Linked DNA regions of Homo sapiens: regions 1 and 2 are each linked to region 3. The links are chromatin loops, found by intact Hi-C in ENCODE. Cell type or tissue: PC-3. All regions are shown on one strand. Links, peaks and the distances in the headings refer to the core of each region. The heading gives the core; the rest is flanking DNA.

The links. Peaks named below come from ENCODE experiments on the same cell type or tissue, not always from the same donor. Only the 100,000 strongest peaks of a DNase experiment are listed, where the experiment ranks them.
Region 1: a loop joins it to region 3, with 15 times the contacts of the local background. A loop is called at or near these places in 11 of 110 quality-filtered maps.
Region 2: it touches region 3 in a loop (13-fold over the local background); 9 of 110 quality-filtered maps call a loop at or near these places.

What each region holds. Positions count from the first base shown.
Region 1 is chr21:30,728,388-30,736,910 of GRCh38, reverse strand. No RefSeq gene overlaps it. Among named protein-coding and RNA genes, the nearest start is that of KRTAP21-3, 14 kb to the right of the region's middle. In PC-3, for the core only: a CTCF peak has its summit at 3,669 (motif pointing right); a DNase peak (open chromatin) is centred at 3,690; H3K27me3 peaks cover 301 bases.
Region 2 is chr21:30,404,803-30,413,325 of GRCh38, reverse strand. All of the region lies in intron 3 of LOC105372772 (a long non-coding RNA gene), which reads left to right. Among named protein-coding and RNA genes, the nearest start is that of KRTAP13-1, 13 kb to the right of the region's middle. In PC-3, for the core only: a CTCF peak has its summit at 4,235 (motif pointing right); a DNase peak (open chromatin) is centred at 4,315; H3K4me3 peaks cover 432 bases; H3K27me3 peaks cover 935 bases.
Region 3 is chr21:30,337,249-30,345,771 of GRCh38, reverse strand. KRTAP27-1 (keratin associated protein 27-1) reads left to right here and starts at 8,078. Exons shown (of 1, transcript NM_001077711.1): 1 at 8,078-8,523. The coding sequence starts at 8,104. In PC-3, for the core only: CTCF peaks have their summits at 614, 4,401 and 4,604 (motif pointing left); a DNase peak (open chromatin) is centred at 4,741; H3K27ac peaks cover 3,970 bases; H3K27me3 peaks cover 993 bases.

The DNA.
Region 1 (8,523 bases), core at 229-8,228, 390 kb before region 3:
GTTTTGAATTAAAATTTTCTATAAAGACATTAAATCCTGAAAGTAGAACAACCAATTTAGGAAAACTAATTTTTGCAATCTTGGCATGAGGCAAGGGAAATGAATTTTCATTGGGAAATAATTGTAACTAAAATGAAAGAAGGGCTCCAAAATAGAAAAAAACAAAAAACAAAACAGTATTCCTTAAATATTTGCAATATTCTAATTGTGGCAAATGCTGACAAGCAAGGATTTGAAAATAAGTCTGAAAATTACTACTTGGGATATTCTGAAGACAGGAGAAGCAGTACCAGTAATCAGAATGTTAAATTTACTGTAAGATCAAGAGATATAAAATGCGACTGGGATGTAAATCAATGCAATTAGACATTGCAACACTATTACAAATTTATCATGAAAATTTGTCATTGAGGACATGTTTTGAGATGAGTAGATTTCTACTGCAGAAATGCACACATTTTTCTAAGATTAATATTATGTGGCAAACAAAACACAGATATCCTTGATTAAAGTGAAAATCTTCATAACAACAATAGCTGTTTTCTGAAAATTGATATGTGCCATCCTTTTTCAAAATTCTGAAGATTGTAAGTGACATGTAAGCTTCAAATATTGGCTCAGATTGCATATTTAGGTGAGAAAAAGTCTTTGATAGAGTTAAATAATTCTTACCTTGAAATATTTGAAATAAAATACAATAGAAGAAAATTGTTTAAATATAATAAAGGATTTTAACCAAATAGCAAAAGCAGCATGTTTTTATCTACTTCAGCCAAATAATAAAGCAATTTTAGTTATTATTAAGAAGCAGACAGGGTTAGCAGCTGCCAACATCATTATCAAGTGCAAAGAGAGAAGAAAATAAAATAATAGGCAAAAACATTGGAAAAAAGAAATGATCTTTTTGATTATATCTTTGTGTGCAAAGAAAACTCAAGCTATTAAAGTAAAACAAATATAGCAAAATTAATCAGAAAATTTGTAAGATGTATGAACACCAGAAAAATAAGTTTAAAAAGATTTTCTGCTTACCTACATTTAGAAATGGAGATGATTCTGATAATGTGCTATAACTATACAATGCTCAGGAAAAGCTAGAAAGAAAGTTTCAAAGACTTATTCAATTTGCACAATACTATAATAGAATATCTTATGAAAGAAAATAAAAAGCTGAAGAAATGGAAATGCAGATGTAATCTTGACCGGAAAGATCTATCATAAAATTTAAATCTTCTAAATTGATACGTAAATTAAGACATCTACTGGATTCTTTATTCAATAAAATTATTCAAAATGTGCATAAAATACATTATCAGGACTCAAGGGAAAATTTTCTCTCATGAGAAATGAGAATATTGTTTTGGTTTAAGAATAGAAAAATAAAAAGGAATATAAACAAGAATTTAGAAACACATCTGAGTACTTTTGAGAATATAACATAAGGTAAACTTCATAGTACAACATGGTGAAAAAAAATTATTTGAGAAATAGTGCCAATACAACTGACCGTCCATCTAGAAAACAATAAAAGTGGATCTTCAGTTAAACTATCTGTAAAAAGTATTGCAGAAATATTAACAGTTTAAGTATAAAAAGTGAAGTGAAAAAACAAACAAAGCAAAATGAAAATTAAAAAAGCCCTCTGCAAAAAAGAAAAACCAAGGGAGTACACATACACATCCACACACAACACAGTCACAAATGCACACACATTATACACACACACGTCCATATACACACACACAATGGAGACCTCTATCATGAACAGAAACCCAGAGACGAATGGGGATAATACAGGAATATTAATGTCTTAATATATAGAAAGTTATATAACTCAATAGAAAAATAGGCAGATGATTATAAGTAGACATTCTATGTAAGAGAAGTACAATAGTCCAAACATATTAAGATATTCAAATCCACTCGTAGTTAGGAAAATTCAAAATAAAAAAATCCATACTATTTTAATTTTATTTATCATCAGACAGGTAACAGTTTTTACGGTTGTTGCTGGCAGAGAGGTGTGGAAACCAACCAGCGTGCTTGTGCAGTGCTGGTGAAAGTGATGCCTCTGGCTCCTGTTGAGTCTGTGGGGTAGGAGTCTTCTCTTGACGTCCATACAGTTCTAGTTGCTCTGGCTATAGACTATCTAGTGACCTAAGGTGCCAGTTATTTTTATCCCAGATTGTGAATTCCAACACATTCTGTATATTTGACTTCATCTTCTTATATATAGTTTCCTTCTTTGTCCTTGCATGTAAATACTCTTCCTCTCCATACAAGTTTGAGAGTCACTTTCAAACATTTTATTGTTAAGTACTTGCAAATCAATGAAAAGATTTCAGTTTTTAGAATTTATACCTTATTTTTGGAAGACATAAAAACTCAGACACTCAGAAAAAAAACCACTTGTATTTGTTGATTCTGCATTGTTGTGATCATAATATTCTAAGAATAGGAGCTTAGAATGAGATTTCTAATAAAGTTTCCTTTGTGATAGGAAGTCTGCTTTTTGTATATCTTAGAACATTTATTGGTTGTAATCCAATGAATGATTACCTTTTATAACATAATCATTTATTGGTTGTAAGCCAATAATAGGTTACCTTTTATAAGCGAATCAACTACAGTATTGCTTATTTGGTTTTAGGTAAAATTAAGCATCTATTCACAAACATTTCAAAATTTCTGGTTAGTTCTTGACACTTCAAAGTGGACACACATCTGCATCCACAGCAGGTTTTACAGCAGGAGACACAGTGTGTTTTGCTATTTGTTGTGCTTTGATTTTTATATTGGCAGCTTTTGTGATAAGAAATAATGGCTTATAGACACCTTTAGTATGGTGATGAAGAGAGACTGCAGTAGCAATAACATGATTTGAAATATTCGCCCTCAGAAGCCTAGCGAATTGCCTCAAGCAAATATTTCTAAATCTAAGGTCTTTTACAAGTTTCCTGGGTTTTACCATTGATTTTTAAATTCCATTTAGTACAAATTGCATAATTAGTAACAATTTTACCTAAGCCAATCAGCCTTTTCCACAAATATATAGATATCTGTATTTTTGTGAAGTAAGTCATTTATTTTTAAAATATCTTTGGCATAGTTGGAGCTATTTCAAAGCACCGAAGGAAAGGAAAAGGAAAAAATTCAGAATAAGATGGTGGTGAAATTGCAGGTTTTAATCCAGATATGGAGATGGAATGGATTCGGGTATTTCCCAGATTAACAAAAAAGACTTAATGAAAGATAGTAACCTTGAATGAACTTTCCCAAAAAGAATAAAAAACACACCACAGCATGGGACTGTTGTAAATGTTTTGCAACAACAAAGAAGATTAATATATTACTAAAAACATACACAGAACAATATTTCTGAAAATGATTTACACTAGGAACCAGAAGAAAAATTTAGAATGTATTGCTTAATACCAAAAAAAAATTAAGAAGATCAACTCAATACCAAATTAAATAAGTCACTATATTGAGATAAGAAAAGGTATTGGTAGAATTAGAAAATAAAGTGAGGGAAGAAATAATATCAGAAAAGATTTTAAAGTGAAGAAAGAAAGAAAATAATATGAATAAAAATGTATCAGTGATAGAGGATAGACATGAAAAATATAATATTGAATCCAACAAATAGTCATGGTGAACAAAGTGACCAGAAGGTGGTAGCATCCAATTAGATGTTGTCCAGAAGATGACGGCACTCCAAAACAAGCATAACAGGTATCTTCAATGAAAACAATTGAAAAAAAAAAGAAACAAAAACATTAAATGGTACAGTAGGTGAAAATTTTATTAAATTGAAAAAATTAAATCTACTGATAACAAGAGTTGTCAATGTTCATCAAGATAAATGAAAAGCAGAAACAACAAAACATAACTTACCAGGATTATTGAACTTCATGAATAAACCGAAACCTACATGGGACTAGGGAGAGCCATCTAAAGAGAACAGTAACAATTCTGTCCTTTTCTTCCATAGCTAGGAAATCAGAAGGAAATAGAATATCAACTACAATATCTTGAGGAAAAGAGTTGCTACATCAAGAATTTTAACCTTACCCCAATATTGTTCATAGATTGAGATAACATTAAATTATTTTCAAATATGCAAACCTCCAGGAAGGATTACTAATGTAACTTGGAAAATGGAAAAACAAAGCAAGGTAAAACAATTAAAAAAACCCCAAAACTACTTGAAGATATACACTACTCAACTGAAGGTTGAATAGGAACAAATAATTGATAAATAGGAGAGTTTTGGTTCCAAGGGGTAATGTTAAGTATTAAAACCATTTAAACATACAGTTTAGTATAGATAATTAACATATGTCTAAAACCTAAAGAAATAAATTAAGTGCTAAGAGTAAAAATAATTAGAAAACTAGGAAAATGTTCAGTGAATATAACAATAAAAATAAAGGTAATTTGGGGATGTCGGAAATAGAAGAAACCCAGACTATAAAACAAAATAGAGAAAATAAAGGACACAAAAAGGAAGGATGTAAAACAAAATGTTATATTAAGAGACAGAAGTAAGATACAAATATACATGACAAATTTAGCTTTTCAAATAAATACATAAATTGAGTAAATACAAAAGCAAACTACAAATACTATTACATAATTTCTATGAGACTCACATGTAAAAATAAATCAGAAGTTAAAAATTAAATGTGAAGATTAGTTATCAAATGGAACAAATATAAAAATGTTTGCAAATTTAATATGAAACTTTAAATAAATGTAACATGTTTAAACAATTACAAAGGAGGCTTATATTTTACTGAAATGTAACTCAACAAGTGACATAGTATTGAAATCTATAAAGTCAAAACCAAAGTAAATGTTGTATCTAGAGATATTGGCAGAAAATCAGTACTAGTGTGAAACTAATTGCCTCCTTTAGTCCTTAAAAGATTACATTGAACACAGATAAATGAATGGGAAATTAAAAAGATTTCAAAACTATGTAATAAACTCCATGCACTACAGAAAATCACCTTCTTTTAAGCACTTGTAAGGTTTTTTTTTTTAATTGAACATCAATATATTCCAAAAGATAGAATTAGTGTAGGTTATAGACACTGGGAACAATATTAGAAAGCTAGAAATAAATAACAGAAGAAAAATAGTGTTAAAAAATGTGAGAATAAACAATTTTGTAGTCAAAGAAGAAAATAAATTAAAATTTAATAAGCAAGGAGACTGCATATAAAAACCTCTGGTATATTGCCAAAGCTGTATTTACAGGAAAGTTATAGAATTAAGCGCCTTTATTACATTCTTATTATATAAATGTAAAAATGGAACAAAAAGCTACTGAATTTGAAAATTTATATAAAGAAAAAATAGACAAAAAAAGCAGGAGAAAATAATTTTAGCTAAAATTAATGAATAGAAAACTGAAAAGCAGTATAAAGTATAATAAATCCAAGAGCTTTTTGTACCTTGGTGATAAATATCTAAGTGGTTTTTCAAAGAAGGAAAAAAACAGGCAAGCACACAAATTAGGGATAAATAAGAAGACAAAGCCAGCTGACACAGAAGTCAAAGCTATTGGGTAATACTTTCTATTGATTTATGTTAAAAATGTTAAAATCTAGAAAAATGTATTTTCTCCAGGAAGACCTAAATTGCTGAATGTTGCTAAAATAGATAGGAAATATATGTAGTTTAGTATCTATGAAATTCTTGAGGAAATTGTTCTACACCTACCCCTAAAAGCTATCCAGATAGCTTCAAAGACTTCAAGGAAGAGACAATTCTGAAGAGTTTGAGTAATCTATAGATCACAGGAAAAGGTAGGAAAGCTTCCAAACTTGTGAAACTGAGCACATAAATAATACTTTCATTTTGATTATATAGGCAAAAAGGTAAAATGTTATAGAAAACAGTTGTATTTTACATATAGTTACAATTATATTTCAAAAGACCCTTCACTAAGTAGTGCTCATTCTAAAACTGCTGGGAGAGTGCATATTGTGAATTCACATGATTAGTTTAAAGAAGATGAAAAGTATTCATTCATGTTGCAAAGACTTTTTTAATTGATGAACTGTTAATCCATTTTGGATGTTAGTTAAAACTAATTTTTTTTATACTTTAATTTCTGGGATACATGTGCAGAACGTGAATGTTTGTTGCATAGGTATACATGTGCCATGGTTGTTAGCTGCACCCATCAACCTATCATGTACAATAGGTATTTCTCCTAATGCTATTCCTCCCCTAGTCCCCAAGCCCCGACAGGCCCTGGTATGTGACGTTCCCCTCCCTGCGTCCATGTGTTCTCATTGTTCAGCTCCCACTTGTGAGTCAGAACATGTGGTGTGTTTTTCTGTCCTGTGTTAGTTTGCTGAGAATGATGGTTTCCAGCTTCATCCATGTTCCTGCAAAGGACATGAACTCATTCTTTTTTATGGCTGCATAGTATTCCATGGTGTATATGTGACACATTTTCTTTATCCAGTCTATCATTGATGGGCATTTGAGTTGGTTTCAAGTCTTTGCTATTGTGAATAGTGCTGTAATACACATACTTGCGCATGTGTCTTTATAGTAGAATGATTTATAATCCTTTGGGTATATACCCAGTAATGGGATTGCTGGATCAAATGGTATTTCTAGTTCTAGATCCTTGAGGAATTGCCACACTATCTTCCACAATGGTTGAACTAATTTACACTCCCACCAACGGTGTAAAAGCGTTCCTATTTCCCCACATTCTCTCCAGCATCTGTTGTTTCCTGATTTTTTAATGATTGCCGTTCTAACTGGCATGAGGTGGTATCTCACTGTGGTTTTGATTTGCATTTCTCTAATGACCAGTGATGATGAGCTATTTTTCATATGTTTGTTGGCAGCATAAATGTCTTCTTTTGAAAAGTGTCTTTTTATATCCTTCACCCACTTTTTGATGTTTTTTTTTTCTTGTAAATTTGTTTAAGCTCCTTGTATATTCTGGATATTAGCTCTTTGTCAGATGGGTAGATTGAAAAAACTTTCTCCCATTCTGTAGGATGCCTGTTAACTCTGATGACAGTTTCTTTTGCTATGCAGAAGTTCTTTAATTTAATTAGATCCCATTTGTCAATTTTGGCTTTTGTCGCCATTGCTTTTGATGTTTTAGTCATGAAGTCTTTGCCCATGCCTGTGTCCTGAATGGTATGGCCTAGATTTTTTTCTAGGGTTTTTATGGTTTTAGGTCTTATGTTTAAGTCTTTAATCCGTCTTGAGTTAATTTTTGTGTAAGGTGTAAGGAAGGGGTCCAGTTTCAGTTTTCTGCATATGGCTAGCCTGTTTTCCTAACACCATTAATTAAATAGGGAATCCTTTCCCCGTTGCTTGTTTTTGTCAGGTTTGTCAAAGATCAGATGGTTGTAAACGTGTGGCATCATTTCTGAGGCCTCTGTTCTGTTCCATTGGTCTATGTATCTGTTTTGGTACCAGTACCATGCTGTGTTGTTTACTGTAGCCTTGTGGTGTACTTTGAAGTCACGTAGTGTGATGCCTCCATCTTTGTTCTTTTTGCTGAGGATTGTCCTGGCTATATACTCTCTTTTTTGGTTCCATATGAAATTTAAAGTAGTTTTTTCTAATTCTGTGAAGAAAGTCAATGGTAGCTTGATGGGGGTAGCATTGAATCTATAAATTACTTTGGGCAGTATGGCCATTTTCACGATACTGATTCTTCCTATCCATGAGCCTGGAAGGTTTTTCCGTTTGTTTGTGTCCTCTCTGATTTCCTTGAGCAGTGGTTTGTAGTTCTGTTTGAAGAGGTCCTTCACATCCCTTTTAAGTTGTATTCCTAGGTATTTTATTCTCTTTGTAGCAATTGTGAATGGGAGTTTACTATGATTTGGCTCTCTGTCTATTATTGGTGTATAGAAATGCTTGTGATTTTTGCACATTGATTTTTGTATCCTGAGACTTTGCTGAAGTTCCTTATCACTTTAAAGAGTTTTTGGGCTGAGACGATGCAGTTTTCCAAATGTACAATCACGTCATCTCCAGACAGACACAATTTGACTTCTTCTCTTCCTATTTGGATACTCTTTATTTTTTTCTCTTGCCTGATTGCCCCGGGCAGAACTTCCAACACTATGTTGAATAGGAGTGGTGAGAGAGGGCATTCTTGTCTTTTGCCAGTTTTCAAAGGGAATGCTTCCAGCTTTTGCCCATTCAGTATGATATCGGCTGCTGGTTTGTCATAAAGAGCTCTTATTATTTTGAGATACATTCCATCAATACCTAGTTTATTGAGTGCTTTTAGCATGAAGTGTGTTGAATTTTATCCAAGGCTTTTTCTGTATCTATTGAGATAATCATGTGGTTTTTGTCATTGGTTCTGTTTATGTGAAGGATTACGTTTATTGATTTGCGTATGTTGAACCAGCCTTGCATCTGAGGGATGAAGCTGACTTGATCGTGGAGGATAAGCTTTTTGATGTGTCGCTGGATTTGGTTTGCCAGTATTTTATTGAGGATTTTTGCATCAATCTTCATGAG
Region 2 (8,523 bases), core at 229-8,228, 68 kb before region 3:
TGTTTCCTAGGTTTTCTTTCAGATTTCTCATAGTTTGAGGTCTTATATTTAAATGTTTAATTCATTTTAAGTTAATTTTTGTATATAGTAAAAAATAGGGGTCCAGGTTTATTTTTCTGCAGATTGCTAACTAGCTATCCCAGCATCATTTATTGAATAGGGAGTGTTTTCTGTATTGCTTATTTTTGCTGAAGTTGTTGAAAATCAGCTGGCTGTAGGTGTGTAGTTTTATTTCTAGGTTCTTTATTCTGTGTCATTGGTCTATGTATCTGTTTTTATATCAGTACCATCCTGTTTGGGTTGCTGTAGCCTTATAGGACAGTTTGAAGTCAGGTAATGTGATGCCTCTGGCTTTGTTCTTTTTGCATAGAATTGCCTTGGCTATTTGAGATCCTTTTTTTTCCATATGAATTTTAGAATACTTTTTAAAAATTCTGTGAAGAATTAAATTTGTAGTTCGATAGGAATACCATTGAATCTGTAGATTGCTCTAGGCAGTATAGACATTTTAACGGTATTGATTCTTCAAATCCATGAGCATGAAAATTTTCTCATTTGTTTGTATAATCTATGATTTCTTTCAGCAGTGGTTTGCAGTTTGCCTTCTAGAGACCTTTCACCTCTTTGGTTAGATGTATTCCCAGGTATTTGATTGTTGACGTGACTATTGTAAATATTATTTTATTCTTGATTTGGCTCTTAGCTTAAATAATAGTTATATATAGAAATGCTACTAATTTTTTACATTGATTTTGTGTTGTGAAACTTGATTTAAGTCATTTATGAAATCCAGGAGCTTTTTGGCAGAGTTTTTATGGTTGTCTAGGTATGGAATCATATTATCCACAAAGAGATACAGTTTAACTTATTTTCCTATTTGAATTCGTTTTATTTCTTTCCTTCTCCTGACTGCATTAGCTAGGACTTCCAGTACTATGTTGAATAGGAGTAGTGAGAGAGTGGACATCCTTGTCTTATTCCAGTTCTCAAGGAGAATGCTTCCAGATTTTTCTCATTCAGTGTGATGTTGCCTGTGGGTCTGTCATAGATGGCTCTTATCATTTTGAGGTATGTTCCCTTGATGCCTAGTTTTTTTTGAGGGTTTTTTAACGTAAGGGAATATTGGATTTTATTGAAAGCTCTTTCTGTCTGTTGAAATAATTACTTGGTTTTTGTTTGTAATTTAGTTTATGTGGTAAATCACATTTATTGATTTACACATCTTGACACAACATTACATTCCAGGAATGAAGCCTATTTGATCACTATAAATTAACTTTTTGATATGCTATTGGATTCTGTTTGCTAATTATTTGTTAAGTTTTTATTGTGTTTATTTTATTAGGAATATTAGCCTGTAATTGTCTTTTCTAATTTTGTTTTTGCCATGTGTTGTATCAGAGTGATGCTGGAGTCATAGAATGAGTTAGGGAGGAGTCCCTCCTCCTCAATTTTTGGGAATAGTTTCAATAGAATTCGTACCAGCTCCTGATTGTACATCTGGTAGAATTCAACTGTAAATCCATCTGGTACTGGGCTTTTTTTTTTTTTTTTGGTTGGTAGTTTTTTTAATTACTTATTTAATTTCAGAACTCAATATTAGTCTCTCCAGGGTTTCAATTTCTTCCTGATTCAATAGAGGTATTCATAATAGTCTCTGAGGATCTTTTATGTCTCTGTGAGATTCGTTGTAATGTCACCTTTTTCATTTCTGATCATGTTTATTTGAATCTTATCTCTTCTATTTTTTGTTACTCTAACTAGGGATCAATAGGTCACTAGTTAGAATCATCTTGTTTATCCTTTCCAAGAACAAACTTTTTGTTTAATTGATTCTCTATAAATATTCAGGTCTCAATTTTTTTCCATGTGTGCTTTGATTTTGCTTGTTTCTTTTCTTCTGCTAGATTTGTGATTAGCTCGTTATTGTTTTTCTAGTTTCTCTGGGTGTGATACCAAATCTTTGAGATCTTTCTAACTTTCTGAGGTAGGCATTTTGTTCTACAAACTCTCCTGTTAACACCACTTTTGCTGCATCCAAAAGATTTTGGTGTGTTGTGTCTCAGTTTTCATTCATTTCAAAGAATTTTTAAATCCTGCCTTGATTTCATTTTTTAACCGCTAAGTCATTCAGGCTGCTTAATTGCAATGCAATTGTGTGGTTTTGAGGGAAATTTTTCATATTAATTTCCATTTTTATTGCACTGTGATCTGAGAGTATGATGAAATGAGGTTTGTTTTTTTTTTAAATTTATCGAGACTTATTTTATGCCTGAGCATGTGGTCAATCTTGGAGCATGTTCTGTGTGCAGAGGAGAAGAATGTATATTCTGTGGTAGATGGGTAGACTATTCTGTAGATATTTATTAGAGTCAAGTGCCGAGTTCAAGTCTAGAATTTCTTCATCGGTTTTCTGCCTTGATTATCTGTCTACTGCTGTCAGTGGGGTATTGAAGTCTCCCCACTAACATTGTGTGGCTGTATGTCTTTCTGCAGACCTGGAAGTACTTGTTTTATGAATCTGGGTGCTCCAATGTTGAGTGCATATATCTTTTTTTTTTTTTTTTTTGAGACCGAGTCTCACTCTGACCTGCCTTGGCCTCCCAAAGTGCTGGGATTATAGCCGTGAGCCACCATTCCCGGCCGAGTGCATATATCTTTAAGATAGTTAAGTTTTCTTTTTAAATTAAATCCTTCATCATTATGTAATGCTCTTTTTTATTCTTTTACTGTTGTTGATTTAAAGTCTGTTTTATCCAATATAACAATAGCAACTCCTGCTCTTTTTCCTGTTTTCCTTTTGTGAGATAGATCTTTGTCCATCCCTTAACTTTGAGCCTATGGGTGTCATAGTGTGTGTGAGGGGTCTCTTAAACACAGCAAATGAATATTCTTTTTTAAATTCAATTTACCACTTTGTGCCATTCAATTGACACATTAGGCCATTTACATTCAAGGTTAATTTTGATATGTGAAGTTTCTATCTTATCACGAAGTTGTTAGCTGGCTGCTTTGTTGATATTCTATTCTGTGGTTGTATTATAGGGTCTGTAAGCTATGTACTTAAATATGTGTTTGCGGCAGCAGGTTTTTAACTCCTTTAAGCTCTCTTGTAAGGCTGTTCTAGCGGTAATAAAGTCCCTTAGTGTTTGCTTGTCTGGAAGAGATTTCATTCCTCCTTTGCTTATGAAGCTTAGTTTGGCTAAATAGAAAATCCTTGATTGGAATTCCTTGTCTTTAAGAATGCTTAAAATAGGCCCCTAATCTCTTCTGGCTTGTAAGGTTCTGCTGAAAAGTCCACTGTTAGCCTGATGGAGTTCCCTTTGTACATAATCTGACTTTTTTCTCTAGTTGCCTTTAAAAAATTTTTTTAGCATTGACCTTGGACAGTCTGGTGACTGTATGCCTTGGTGACATTCGTTTTGTATTGCAAATCACAGGTGTTCTCTGGATTTCTTATATCTCAATATCTATCTCTCAATCAACATTAGGGGAATTTCATTAATTTATTCCCTCAAATATGTTTTTCAGGTTGTTTACTTTTTCTCCTCTCTCAGGAATACTAATAATTTGTAGGACTTGTCACTTTACAAAATCTCATATTTCTCAAAGACTTCAGTTTTTTTAAAAAATCATTTTTTTAAATTTTTGTCTACCTAGGAGAGTTCAATATTCAAGCTCTAAAATTATTCTTTCTGTTTGGCCCAGTCTATTGATAAAGCTTTCAAGTGTACTTTGAAATTCCCTAAGTGAGTTTCTCATTTCAAGAAGCTCTGAATTATTTCTTCAGATGTTAACTCTTTCTTCATTTCCTGGATCGCTTTAGAAGTTTCTTTCTGTTGATTTTCAACCTTGTCTTGGATCTCATTGAGCTTCCTTGCCATCCATGCTTTGAATTCTTTATCTATCAATTCTGAGTTTCCATTTTGGCTAAGGACCATTGCTGCAGAGCTAGTGTAATCCTTTCGTGGTGTCACTACAGATTTTTCATGGTGCCAGAATTCCTGTTCTGGTTTCTTCTCGTCTGGAAGCACTGGTACTTCTAATTATTGTAATTATTTTTGTGGGGTAGTATTTTTTCTTTTTCTTTCTTTCTCTGTTTTTCTCTCCCTTTCCCCTTCCTACTTCCTTAGGGGGTGCGACTGCAGAGAATGCTGGGTAGGGTTTTTGGCTTTGCTTCTATAGCCCTACGCACTCTGTTGGCATGTTTTATACTGGACTGTGTGGTTTGACTTGCAAGTCAGTAGATGGCGCTGATGGGAAACAGCCAGCTGCAGCCGACGTGGCTACGTACGTAACTTGATCCTTGTTTACTGGGAGAAGCTCTCTGTTCCCTCAGCCAATGGGCTGATTTGTGGAGTGCGCAGTGGTTTGAGTTCCCTGCTCAGCTCCATGGGAGCAGCGGCCAAGATGGGCAGGGCCAGACTTGGCAGTTCTGCCGACAGGTCCCCTGATGACAGGCACAAGCATCAGCCTTGAGGGAGAGTTCTGTCGGCAGACACCAAACACTCAGAGGCGGGTCAGGTATGGAGGTGTGAAAGCTCCTCAGTCCCAAGATCTCTGCAAAGGTAGAAAGGGTGCCCTAAACTCTTAATCCAGGAGAGAGGGTGCTCCAGATGCCTGGATATTTACACATATCAGTGACTCTAATACCATCTGTTGAAAAGACATGTTTTTACATTCGAATTGACTTCACATCTTTGTAAAAAATAGGTAGCACACATGTGGATCTGTTGCATAACTCTATTTTGTTCCACTAATTTAATTATCTATATTTAATTCCAGTACCATAATATTTTGATATACATCTTCCTATTTTATTTCTCCTTTTAAAGATGGTGTTGCCTATTCTTCCTCTGTTAAACTTTATAAATTTCAGTCAATTTTTCAATTTTTGGCAATTTTGGCACTTTTGTTTGGAATGTTTTGGATCTGTGAATTTGAGATAATAAAAATTATCCCTAAATTCATAGATCCATGATACGATTCAAGATCTATTCCACAAATGATATGTTTTGATATTATTACAATATATTTTAACTTAATTTTAAACTTAATTTTTCATATGCTTTTCATTTGTATAGACAAATAAAATCAATATTTCTATAGTAATTTTATAGATTACTTAGGATTTTCGATGCGAGCAGTCGCACCTGTGACTAGAATGTTTTACCACTTATTTCCTGTTATTTTTATTTTTATTTTTTGCTTTTTCGTTATAAGACCAATAGTTCAATGTTGACTAGAAATGTTTTGGGAATGTGCAGTATAGTTGATTTGCACGTGTATGTATGAGTGTGTAGTGTGCTACATTCGTTTCTGTTTATAACAATAAATATGTATCTTTTTTGTTTTAAGTGCCTATTGTTTACAGTATCAAGTGATATCTGACCAGGGAGACATGTAAAAGATGATTGATATTATTAATTGAGCTAACTTAGAAGGCATCTGCAACAACACGCCTCCTCTGCCATCCCCAGCGAGCCTGAGAACTCCATTTTCAAACTCTCTCAGCTCGGAAAGTGGGGTCTTTACATACAGCAGTTTATTAATTGAATTTCTCCTGTTCAAGATCACGACATTCAATATACCATCGTATCCTGACTACCTCACTCTTTAAATTTCATTCTAATTCAGTTTAGCTCCAATTTCAGAAGAACTTTTAAACATATATCTAAAAGTTGGAGCTATCTTGAATATCAAAATCACAAGAACTATGAGAATAGCTAAGGGAAATATGAGAAGGTAAAGTAAAATGACCAAAGCAGAGAGAAAAAAATGCATATTTTGTATTTAGGGAAGAAGTGAAATTTAGTTGGTGTACAGTAAAAGAGGGTTTATGTAGAAATGTGAGACAGAACTTGCAATGTAGAATGAGTACATACAGATAGTCTGATGACTGGATATCACTAATCATAGGTTTTTATCCTTTTCATTCAAATTAGTGCAAAGCACCTTCTAATTGGATATGCTTATTCCAGTTTCTCACCCCAATCAAGCTATTTTTACTCACTCTCTAGACTCAGCTGATAGGATACTTTCTTTGGGAACCTTTGCTGACTTCTAAATAGGTGACATCTCTTCGTTAAGTGTTCTTATATGTTGAGGCTGCTTATTCACAGCTTTAATAGCAACTATAATTAAATAATTATTTGGTTAACATCGATTAAACCTGCTAAATGGTAAGTTCAGAGAAACGAACTGTATTTTAAAAAATTGTTTTAAAATTTTCTCATTATATGGTAGCCTATGAATGGATGCATTTTCCTTGAAAAATATAATAAAATATTTTTTCATCATGCATTCCCTAAGAACAGAGCCAGATGAATCTTATTTTGAAAAGTGACAAAATGCTACTGAGGCATGACTAATGAAAAATACAGAAGTTAAGGTTGGGAGGAACAAAGTTGTTATCTGTAATCACTAAAGTGACAAGAATAAATAAAAATTGGTAAAATCAATTGCATATAAATGATTCATGATGAGCTTCCTGGGAAACTGAATACAGTAATTCCTGGAAGTCAGAACCACATGCTGGCCAGTAGCTAGATGGATGGTAATTTCTGGAAATACAGTTGCTAGGGCAGCAGGAACTTAAGACCTGAACCCCCAGATTCAAGACTCACAGAGCTAATGAATGTAACAGATCAAACAGGGAAGGCAGCAGTGGAAACCCACACCACTGGTAGAGGCAAAGCCCATGAGAGATCTAATAGAAATCTGGTAGAGAGCAGGACTGCCTTCGTAGGGAAGTGGAGATCTGGAATCACTGTTGCTGAGTTGCTGGAATATAGGGAGAAATCTACCTTAATCCTGGTAAATTCAAAATGTTGCAAAAGAGTCAGGGATTTCGGCTGGCCATTTTTAGAGAAACTTTAATATGGCATTGGGATAGTTTCTTGAGATAGAATGATAAAGTTTATAATGATAGAGTTTATAATATGATGATAAATTTATCGTTATTTCATCCTGAAATTAGATATTAATCTATTTAACTTTAGTACCAGTTTTGATATTGCAAATTTATTGTCTCCAACATTATAACTACCAGTTGTGTAAGCATGCTTCACTATATAGTTGTGTAATTATTATTGAAACTATCATATTAGTCTTTAAAAGGTAGTTTGCTTTTCTAACTAGAGTATTTCCAGAGGCCAGAGAACCACTTTTATATCTAAAATAGGCATATCATTTCCATTAATCCAAGATGGCTTTGGCTTAGCCAGAAAGTATTCTTTAATGTTAATGCTATTTGTGTCTGTGTTCTAGATCTCTAAGATGGCAGAAACTCACAGATGAGAATTCTATATATAGAGCTAACTTGAATTATAACATTTTTTAAATTATGAAAGTTATAAACAAAATTAGATCAAGTTCACCAGGGAGCATCGAACATTGTCATTCCAATTTCTGTCACAGAAAACTGAATAGAACCTTCCATATTTTCACTCATTATTTCAATCCCTTTGGATTTCCCAGTAAAAGTCTACTAACCATGATTATTACCCAAGCAATCTAGTGGTGATGAGGATGGTGGTGATAATGGGGAGGAGAAGAATAAGAAAGAGGGCCGATGAAGGGAGGGAAAATGAGACCACAGGACACAATTGAAACTGCATTAAAATGAAACTTAGGAAGCAGGGTTCCATCCTCTGCTTGCTGCATGACCTGGAAACTGCCTCTTGGCTCGCGCCTGTAATCCCAGCACTTTAGGAGGGCAAGGCAGGTGGATCATTTTAGCCCAGGAGTTTGAGACCAGTCTGGGCAACATGGCAAAACCCTGTCTCTACAAAAAAATAAAAATAAAAAATAAAAATAAATAATAAAAATAAATAAACAGAAAATTTGCCAGTTGTATTAATACATTTTCATACTGCTGACAAAGACATACCCAAGACTGGGTAATTTATAAAGAAAAAGAGGTTTAATGGACTCACAGTTCCATGTGGCTGGGGAGGCCTCACAATCATGGTGGAAGGCAAAAGGCACATCTTACATGGCGGCAGACAGAAGAGAATGAGAACCAAGTGAAAGGGGTTTCCCCTTATAAAACCGTCAGATCTCATGAGACTCATTTACTACCACGAGAACAGTAGGGGGGAAACTGCCCCCATGATTCGATTATCTCCTACTGGGCCCGTCCCACAACATGTAGGAATTATGGGAGCTACAATTCAAGATGAGATTTGGGTGGGGACACAGCCAAACCATATCACCAGGCATGGTGGCATGTGCCTATTGTCCCATTTACCCAGGAGGCTGAGGTAGGAGGATCACCTGAGCCCAGAATTCAAGGCTGCAAGGAACTGTGATCAAATCACTGCACTCCAGCCTGGGCAATAGAGTGAGACCCTGTCCAAAAAAAAAAAAAAAAAAAAGATACTGACTCTTTTAGAGCTCAAGTGCCACCTTAATACATTAAATTTAATTTGGTGATCTACACAGTTTCTTACCAGAAAGAGTGAAACATTCTCATTTTTTAAAGGAATGGCACTTTTGTCAAGTCTATGATTCTCTTAGAGA
Region 3 (8,523 bases), core at 206-8,205:
AATATTTTGAAAGGAATCTTTCTTTAGTAGTAGGTCTCAACCATGGGCTTCAAATATTCAGTAAACCATGCTGTAAACAGATGTGCTGTCATCCAGGCTTTGTTGTTCCTTTTACAGAGCACAAGTGGAATAGATTTACAATAATACTTAAGGGCCTTGTGATTTTCAGAATGGTAAATGAGCATTGGCTTCAACTTGTCACCAGCTGCATTAGCCCATAAAAAAGAGTCAGCCTGTCCTTTGAAACTTTGGAGCCAGGCATTGACTTCTCTCTAACTATGAAAGTCCTAGATGATGTTATCTTCCAACAGAATGCTCTTTTATCTACATTGAAATTCTGCTGTTTTGTGTAGCCACCTTCTTCAATGATCTTGGCTAGATCTTCTGGATAACTTGCAGCAGTTTCTCCATCAGCACTTACTGCTTTACCTTGCACTTTTATGTTATAGAGATGGCTTCCTTCCTTAAACCTCATGAATCAGCCTCTGCTAGCTTCTGACTTTTCTTCTAAAGCTTCCTTACCTCTCTCAGTATTCATACAATTGAAGAGAGTTAGCGCCTCCCCCTGGATTAGGTTTTGGCTTAAGGGAATGTTGTGGCTGGTTTGATCTTCTATCCAGGCTGCTAAAACTTTCTCCATATCAGCAAGGAGCTTGTTTTGCTTTCTTATCATTTGTGTGTTCATATAGAGTATCATTTTTTTCGTTAGTATAGGTTAGCACTTTTAATTTCCTTTAAGGACTTTTCCTTTGCATTCACAAGTTAGCTATTTGGTGCAAGAGGCCTAGCTTTCAGTCTATCTCAGCTTTCAACATTGGCTTCCTCACTAAGCTTAATCATTTTTAGCTTTTGATTTAAAATAAGGGTATGTGACTCTTCCTCTCACTTGAACACACAGAGGCCATTTTAGGGTTATTGATTGGACTAATTGCAATATTGTTGTGTCTCAGGGAAGAGGGAAGCCTGAAGAAAGGGAGAGAGACAGGGGTGTACCATTCGATGGAACGGTTGTAACACACACAACATTTGATTTATTAAGTTTGTTGTCTTATTGATATGGGAGGGGGCAGGGAAGTTCTGGGTAGAGAAAGGTGGGTCCCTGGCTATGGCTCCACCCCCTGGGCCTGTGCCCACGGACCTAGGTGAGGACAGCCATTTCTTATTTTGTGCCGAAATGTTGCATTACCCAAGACCACTTGTCCTGCCACGCCCCCATCCTGTACCTATGAAAAACCCGAGACCCTAGTGGGCATGCACACAAGCAGCTGGACGTCAAGAGGAACAGACTGGCAGAAGACACAAGTGGCTGGACGTCAAGAGGAATGCACTTGTGTAAGAGCACACTGACAGACACTGGCAGACCTGCAGACCGTCAACCAGCGGAATGATGCGAAGTTTGGCCGGGGCAGTTAGAGGAGAGCCCAGCCACTGAACGGGCCCAACTCCAGGGTAAAACCACCTTCCCACTCCATCTCCCTTCTGGCTCCCCCATATGCTGAGAGCTACTTCCACCCAATAAAACTTGCACTCAACTCATTCTCCAAGCCCATGTGTGCCCTGATTCTTCTGGTATACCAAGGCAAGAAACTCTGGGATACAGAAAGCCCCCTGTCTTTGTGATAAGGCAGAGGGTGTAATTGAGCTAACACAAGCTGCCTATGGACGGCTAAACTGAAAGAACACCCTGTAACTCATGCCCACTGGGGCTACAGGTGTAAACATTCAACCCTAGACACTGCTGTAGGGTGGGAGACCCACAGCCTGCCCATCTGCCTGTTCCCCCAGAGGTCTGAGCAGGGGCTCACCAAAGAAGCGAGCCACAACCCCATTGCATGCCTTGCAAGGGAGAATAAAAGAACTTTTCCCATTTCATTATGTGGATGTGGTTCGTGGTGCCCCGAAACAATTAACAATAATAACATTAAACATCACTGATCACAGATCACCATAACAGATAAAATAATAATGAAAAAATCTGAAATACCGCAAGAGTTATCAAAATGTGGCAGAGACATGAAATGAGCACACACTATTGGAAAAATGATGCCGATAGCCTTGCTTGACTCAGTGTTGCCACAAATCTTTAATTTGTAAAACATGCAATATCTGCACAGTGCAACAAAGAAAAGCACAATAAAATGTGGTATGCCTGTACTCAATAAAAGATAAATAAATATTAAATAAATAAGTGGAATTGAGCCAGGTGACAGTCCCAGGATATGTCAATGACACATCAAACTCGCATTCATTTTTGCTAGTGGAACTCTTTTTAGATAAGCTAGTTGTCACAATCCTCTGATCATCATCATCACAATTGATTTAGCACAATCTCAATATCTCAATGACACACTGTCACAACTCCAGCGCCTACAGAAGTGAGACAAATCAAAAACCAATTCACATTTCTGGATCACCCAGAAATAGAAAAATAACTTCACTCAAAGATAACCTCAGAGGAAGGCAAGAACAACTACATCTGGGAAAAGAAGCAAAAAACAAGTGTATAATTACTACAGTAAACTATAATGCTTTCATATCCAAGATATAATGGAACAAAGAGTCGGAAAATGTGGACTATAATGCTCAGATGGTCAAAACACCATGGTTCATTCTTTTCTCCAATTACTTATTATTAAGAGCCGCATAGACACTGTGTAATCCTCCAACTTTTATGTTTTACTTCTTTTGTTTTTTGTTTGGCTATTTGAATTAATGTGTCGTATAATTGAATTGTAAATGACCAAGAACTAGCCAAAGAAGCAAAATTATTTAGAGATAGTCTCAGAGAACAAATGATGTCACATGTGATTTATTTTATCATATAATAAAATATCTATTTCTCATTAGAAACAGAGAAAGCTGGCAAAATACTATTTCTGTGTTCCACATAAGAATTTTGAAGTATTCTACAACTTAAATTTTTTTTTCTATATGCATTACAGTGTCTGAGAAGGGTTATATGGTACTTGACTTATTTCATAGAATGTTATGTTTAACAAAAGTTATTCATTTCCCTCAAAAAAGCCTCTTTTGGGATAGACTAACGTGTACTTGACTGCAGAGATATACTTTTATTTATTCTCAAGAGTTGCTGTCAAATACTATAAGATTAATACTATAAGAAGAATTAATATAAGATTAATACTATAAGATTAAATACCATAAGATTACTAATTTTACAGTTGTGGATATTGACTAGCATCTGTGGGAACTAATAATGTACTGACTTCAGTCTTTGGTCTGTCCTGTTAAAATTTTATATGTAATCTTAATAAAGATCAGATGGTCTTAAATGTAAGTGAAGATTTCATTCAATAGACAGATTTGACGAGATGTCATGTAATGTTAATTCTACGTTATTAAGATTCTGACCGAAAATTATAGGATGTGACAGGACCTTAGAGAGCTTCTCATCTAAACTCATTATCTTGAAAGATATCCAGAGAGGTAGAGTGACTTGTCCAAATTTATGCAGTGAGTTGATGGATCCAAGGCTGAAAGCCACATCTCTTCATGCTTTTTCTAGTATTCCTCCATTGTTATGCAATGGTTCTGTATGAAACTTCTTGAATGGAGATGAGGAATGGATTAAAATTAACTTACGGCATTTGGTGAATGGAGAAGAGGAATGGATTAAAATTAACTTATGTCATTTGGTATAAGTTTGGTTGATGAGATAAAACTAAGACAAGGATGAGGTAAATAAATTGTGGGACCACTGGGATGAAGAGAGTGACTAGGCCCAAGCATGGTGGCTCATGCCTGTAATCCCAGCAATTTGAGAGGGCGAGGCAGGAGGATCACTTGAGGCCAGGGGTTCAAAACCAGCCTGGGCAGCACAGTGAAACCCCTGTCTCTACAAAATAATTTAAAATAGTCAAGTGTTGTGGTGTGAGCCTGTAGTCCTAGCTATTCAGAAAACCAAGGTAGGAGGATTGCTTGAATCCAGGAGTTTGAGGTTGCAAATTGTGATCACGCCACTGCACTCCAACCTGGGCTACAGAGTAAGACCCTGCCTCTAAAAAAAAAAAAAAATGGTTATTTTATTTCATTTCACTTCAATGTTTCTAAACAAGTGATTAAGAAGTTTAGTATAGCCATATGATCAAATATAAAAGACATATAAATTATTCAATGTTACAACTACCAAATGCTGAGCTCTTGAGAGATGGAGACAAGTTCCATCATTAATGGGAATAAGTATAATCCAACCTTTAAAGGAATGGAATGTGAAAATTAACACATAATTATAAATCAACAACATAATCATAAACATAAAAAAACTGTGCTTGTTTTTGCTTATAATTTTATATCAATCCTAGATTGATGTTATAATGAGAAGCGTCTTAGTCTGCATGAAGATTCCTAACCTGATCAGTAATAATTGTTATTATTTATCATTCAATATGTGGCAGGCAATCTGGTACCATATACAATATCTCATTTATTTTAATGAAACAGCCATGACATAGAAAACTTATGGAACCTGTTCAAAGTTACAGTTTGAGATTGTAAATATTGGCTTAGAATCCTGGCATTCTCACTCTAGAATTCTTATATTTAATTGCATCCTCATACCAAATGTTGATATTCCACCCTCTGGTGGTTAGGAGGTGCCACTGCAGCTGCAGTCATTCCAGGAGAATGATTTCAAGTCCAGGAGAGACCAGGGAATTGTTCACCCCTTTAGTAGCAAGAGTATCCAGTTACTGTATGCAATTAGGTAACCAGTTCTATCTATTTCTCAAGAATACCAGCAGATAAACTACATAGTCATAATTTTTCAAATGCTTACAAAGCTAATACTTAGTTTTTAGTAGGCTGCATGTAAACAATTCCAAGGTGACCAGTTGTCCTAGCCTACGTCATTCCATAGTAATAAACCAGGTAACTTCCTCTATAAATCCAGCAACAACCAAAATCTGTGTTTACTCACTGAATCAAAATTATATACTGAAACACTTATTAATTTGGCTCTCACTTAAATAAAATGTGCAAATGCCTCATTCCAAAGAGAAAATAACTCATGGAGTGACCTTATTCACAAATGACAGACTTAACATCACCATATGAAATTTGAAGGGACTGCCCAAGTACTCAGTAATTGGCTGCACATTGTGAAATTAATAAGAAGGCTGCTGGCTGGAGACAGTTCTGTAAATTCCAGCCTATATGATGTCCTGCCTATACCTATACAATTTGGCAAGAGGACTCTGTGTTGGTATTGAGAACTGGCTCCCATTTTCATGGTAAAAACATACCTACATGGCCAGGCACAGTGGCTCACGCCTGTAATCCCAGCACTTTTGGAGTCCATGGCGGGGGGGATCACCTGAGGTCAGGAGTTCGAGATGAGCCTGGCCAACATGGTGAAATCCCGTCTCTACTAAAAATACAAAAATTAGCCAGGTGTGGTGGTACACACCTGTAATCCTAGCTACTTGGGAGGCTGAGGCAGGAGAATGGCTTGAACCTAGGAGACAGAGGTTGCAGTGAGCCAAGATCACACCACTGTACTCCAGCCTGAGTGACAAAGCAAGACTCCGTCTAAAAAAAAAAAGAAAAAAAAAACCTACAAATAAACATGATTTTGAAATAATTGAATAAGTTTGTGCCATGGTAATAAGTAGCTTTCTTAATGATTTTGTTCTTATTAAACAAAGGGGTAGCTGAAAGATAGGCATAGTTTTTAAATTTGTTTTTCTTTGAGCTCAATACTCTTGCCAATTCTTAGAAATCTTGGAAATGTCAAAATTTCAAAACTATATTTCTTCAGATGTTTAGTTATAATTAAATTTTTACTTAGCACCTTCTATGTATGAATTTTTGAAGATACATTTATGGGAATCTGATGATATGGCAATGAGACACCATGCTCAGTGTTGGGGTTATGGAAGTGAGGAAGATACACATGCTTCTCCTCTTCATGGAATTCACAATTAGTGGCAAAAGCACAAAAGAGAAATAAATAAAATCATCATAAGTTAAGATGAGTTTTAAAAATGAAAAAATATGAGACCCTGATAATGGAATTTTCTCATATAGGATGATAGAGAGACATTCTAAGAAGTAACTCTTAAGCTAAGACACAAAAGATGAGAACTATGGATAGAATGGGAGAAGGCAGTGGAGGGGTGAAACAGACAGGCAGCTGCGTATGCAAAGTTTGGAGGCAAGGAGAGGTTTAGTGTGCCAAGGAGCTGCATGAGGCCTGTGAGGATGAATCATGTTGGGCAGAGTGACATGACAAGAGTTAGATTTAGAAAAATAGGGCCGGGCATGGTTGCTCACGCCTCTAATCCCAGCACTTTGGGAGGCCAAGACAGGAAGATCACCTGAAGTCAGGAGTTCGAGACCAGCCTGGCCAACATGATGAAACCCCCATCTCTATTAAAAATACAAAAATTAGCTGGACGTGGTGGTGGGCGCATGTAATCCCAGCTAATCAGGAGGCTGAGGCAGGAGAATTGCTTGAACTCGGGAGGCGGAGGTTGCAGTGACCTGAGACCATGCCATTGCACTCCAGCCTGGGCGACAAGAGTGAAATTCTGTCAAAAAAAAAAAAAAAAAAAAAAAGAAAAGAAAAAGAAAAAGAAAGAAAGAAAGAAAGAAAGGCCATGGCCAGGTCTTATAAGATGTTGTAGGGAAGTCTAAAGGAAAAAGATCTTATTGTAAGGACAATGAGAAGCCATTTGGTATCTTTAAGCAAGAAAGTCACAAGCTATAATGAAGCCTCTGTGCAATAACGAAGCCTCCGTGCAATAATAAATACATATATGCGTAAGAATTAAATGGGTGGCTGTAGGGTTCATGTGGAGGGCACACTGAGATCTTTAAACATACAAGTGTGGTTATTCAAAATTATAAATGACTTGCGTGTGTTACAAAGGTATTGTATACAAGATGAGTGTGCAGCCTATAAAGCTGAAAGTATTCAGATGTGCCCTTTTAAATTTATAATATCCTCAGTCTTTCAAGGAAGTGTTTGCATAAGAATTACTGAGAATTGCTGAATGTTCTTGGGCTTCTTCAGACCTTAGAAAGGGAGTCTAGTTAGTGCACTAAGACTATACTTCTATTTTATTGTCATTAGCTGAGCCAAATATATTATAGAATATGTTATAGAAATTGTGCTGGTTGGCTCTGTGCCATGAGTATGAAACTATGCTAAGAACGGTGTCCTAATGCGATAAACATAGGAACTGATCATCTGTCTGCAGTCAATAAAAAAAGCACAGAATAAAGATGAAAAATATCTGAAGAAGGTTCATTATAAAGGAAAATAATCAACCTTTGAGAAGCACAAACACAAGTAAACACACCACTTTGTCAAGTATAGAAAAAAGGAATTAAATCCATTAGTAATTCAGAAAAGGAAGAAATAACTCCTAAATGGGAAGATTGGGGAAGACTTCAGGAAAAGGACGCATTTAAACTTGGCTTTCAAGGAGATTAGGGAAACGAAATGTTAGGCAAAAGACAAGTATTTATTGGGCAATGGCCACACTCAGTACTTTGCATGAACACTGAGAAGGAATGTGATCACAAAGTCCTCTCACATTCTGGTCCACTGGAGAGAACAATATCTGAGTGGAATGAGATTGGGCTCAACCTGGATCCAATTCTAACTTTAAATGTCTTGAACATCAAATTACCACATTCTGCTACATTGGCAGCTCTCAAAACCAGTGCTAAATGTTAATCAGTATTCAGTTGGCCACTGCCTCATGCATTTCTCATTGTCCACTTACCAATGTGCAGAGTCATGGTGGCAAAAAAAAAAAAAAATGTTAGCTTGGTTGGACAGGTTTAGACTCTTATTTGACCAACCCCACCTTGAATGAGTCATCTTTGGAGCTAACATAAAAGCCATTTTGAAGATTCAAAATGGACTTACATCTTTGTTAATAAGACATCATCTGCATATATAACCAAAGTGGTAATGAGATGTTATCCTTCAAATTAGTTTAAGCAATGAGTTGCAAAGAAGTCTTGAGAAGCCAACACCCAGGTTTCTGAGTATATAATCGCCGCACCAAAGAATTTAATTTTCAAACTCAGCATGTTGAGTCCTTATGACCATCTTTAAGGATTTTTAGCAATATGCCTCATAGCCACTGCCATTCACTCAGGAGCTTCCACAATGCCCCACCACTCTCTGCCATCACACATGGCACTAATCCTATAACCTTTGAAGACAGATTGTGTTTGCCCAGCAGCTTCCATAGCAGAACCTGTTTCCTGGACAACTTTCAAGAAACCTGCAATGAAACCACCAGCTGCCAAATGACCAATTGTGAACAGGACTTATTCACAGACGATAGCTGTGTGCAAAGTAACTGCTTCCCCGGAGTTGTCCAAACTACTTACTCCAATTCCAGGCCCTGCGAAAGGACAGCGTGCCAATCAGAAAGTTCTTCAGCAGGGCTGGCTTGTGTTTCTCAGCCTTGCCAATCAGAAAGCACTCAGCAGATGGGTTTTGTAGCCCAGAGCTGCCAACCTGCAAGCCTCAAGGGAAACAGT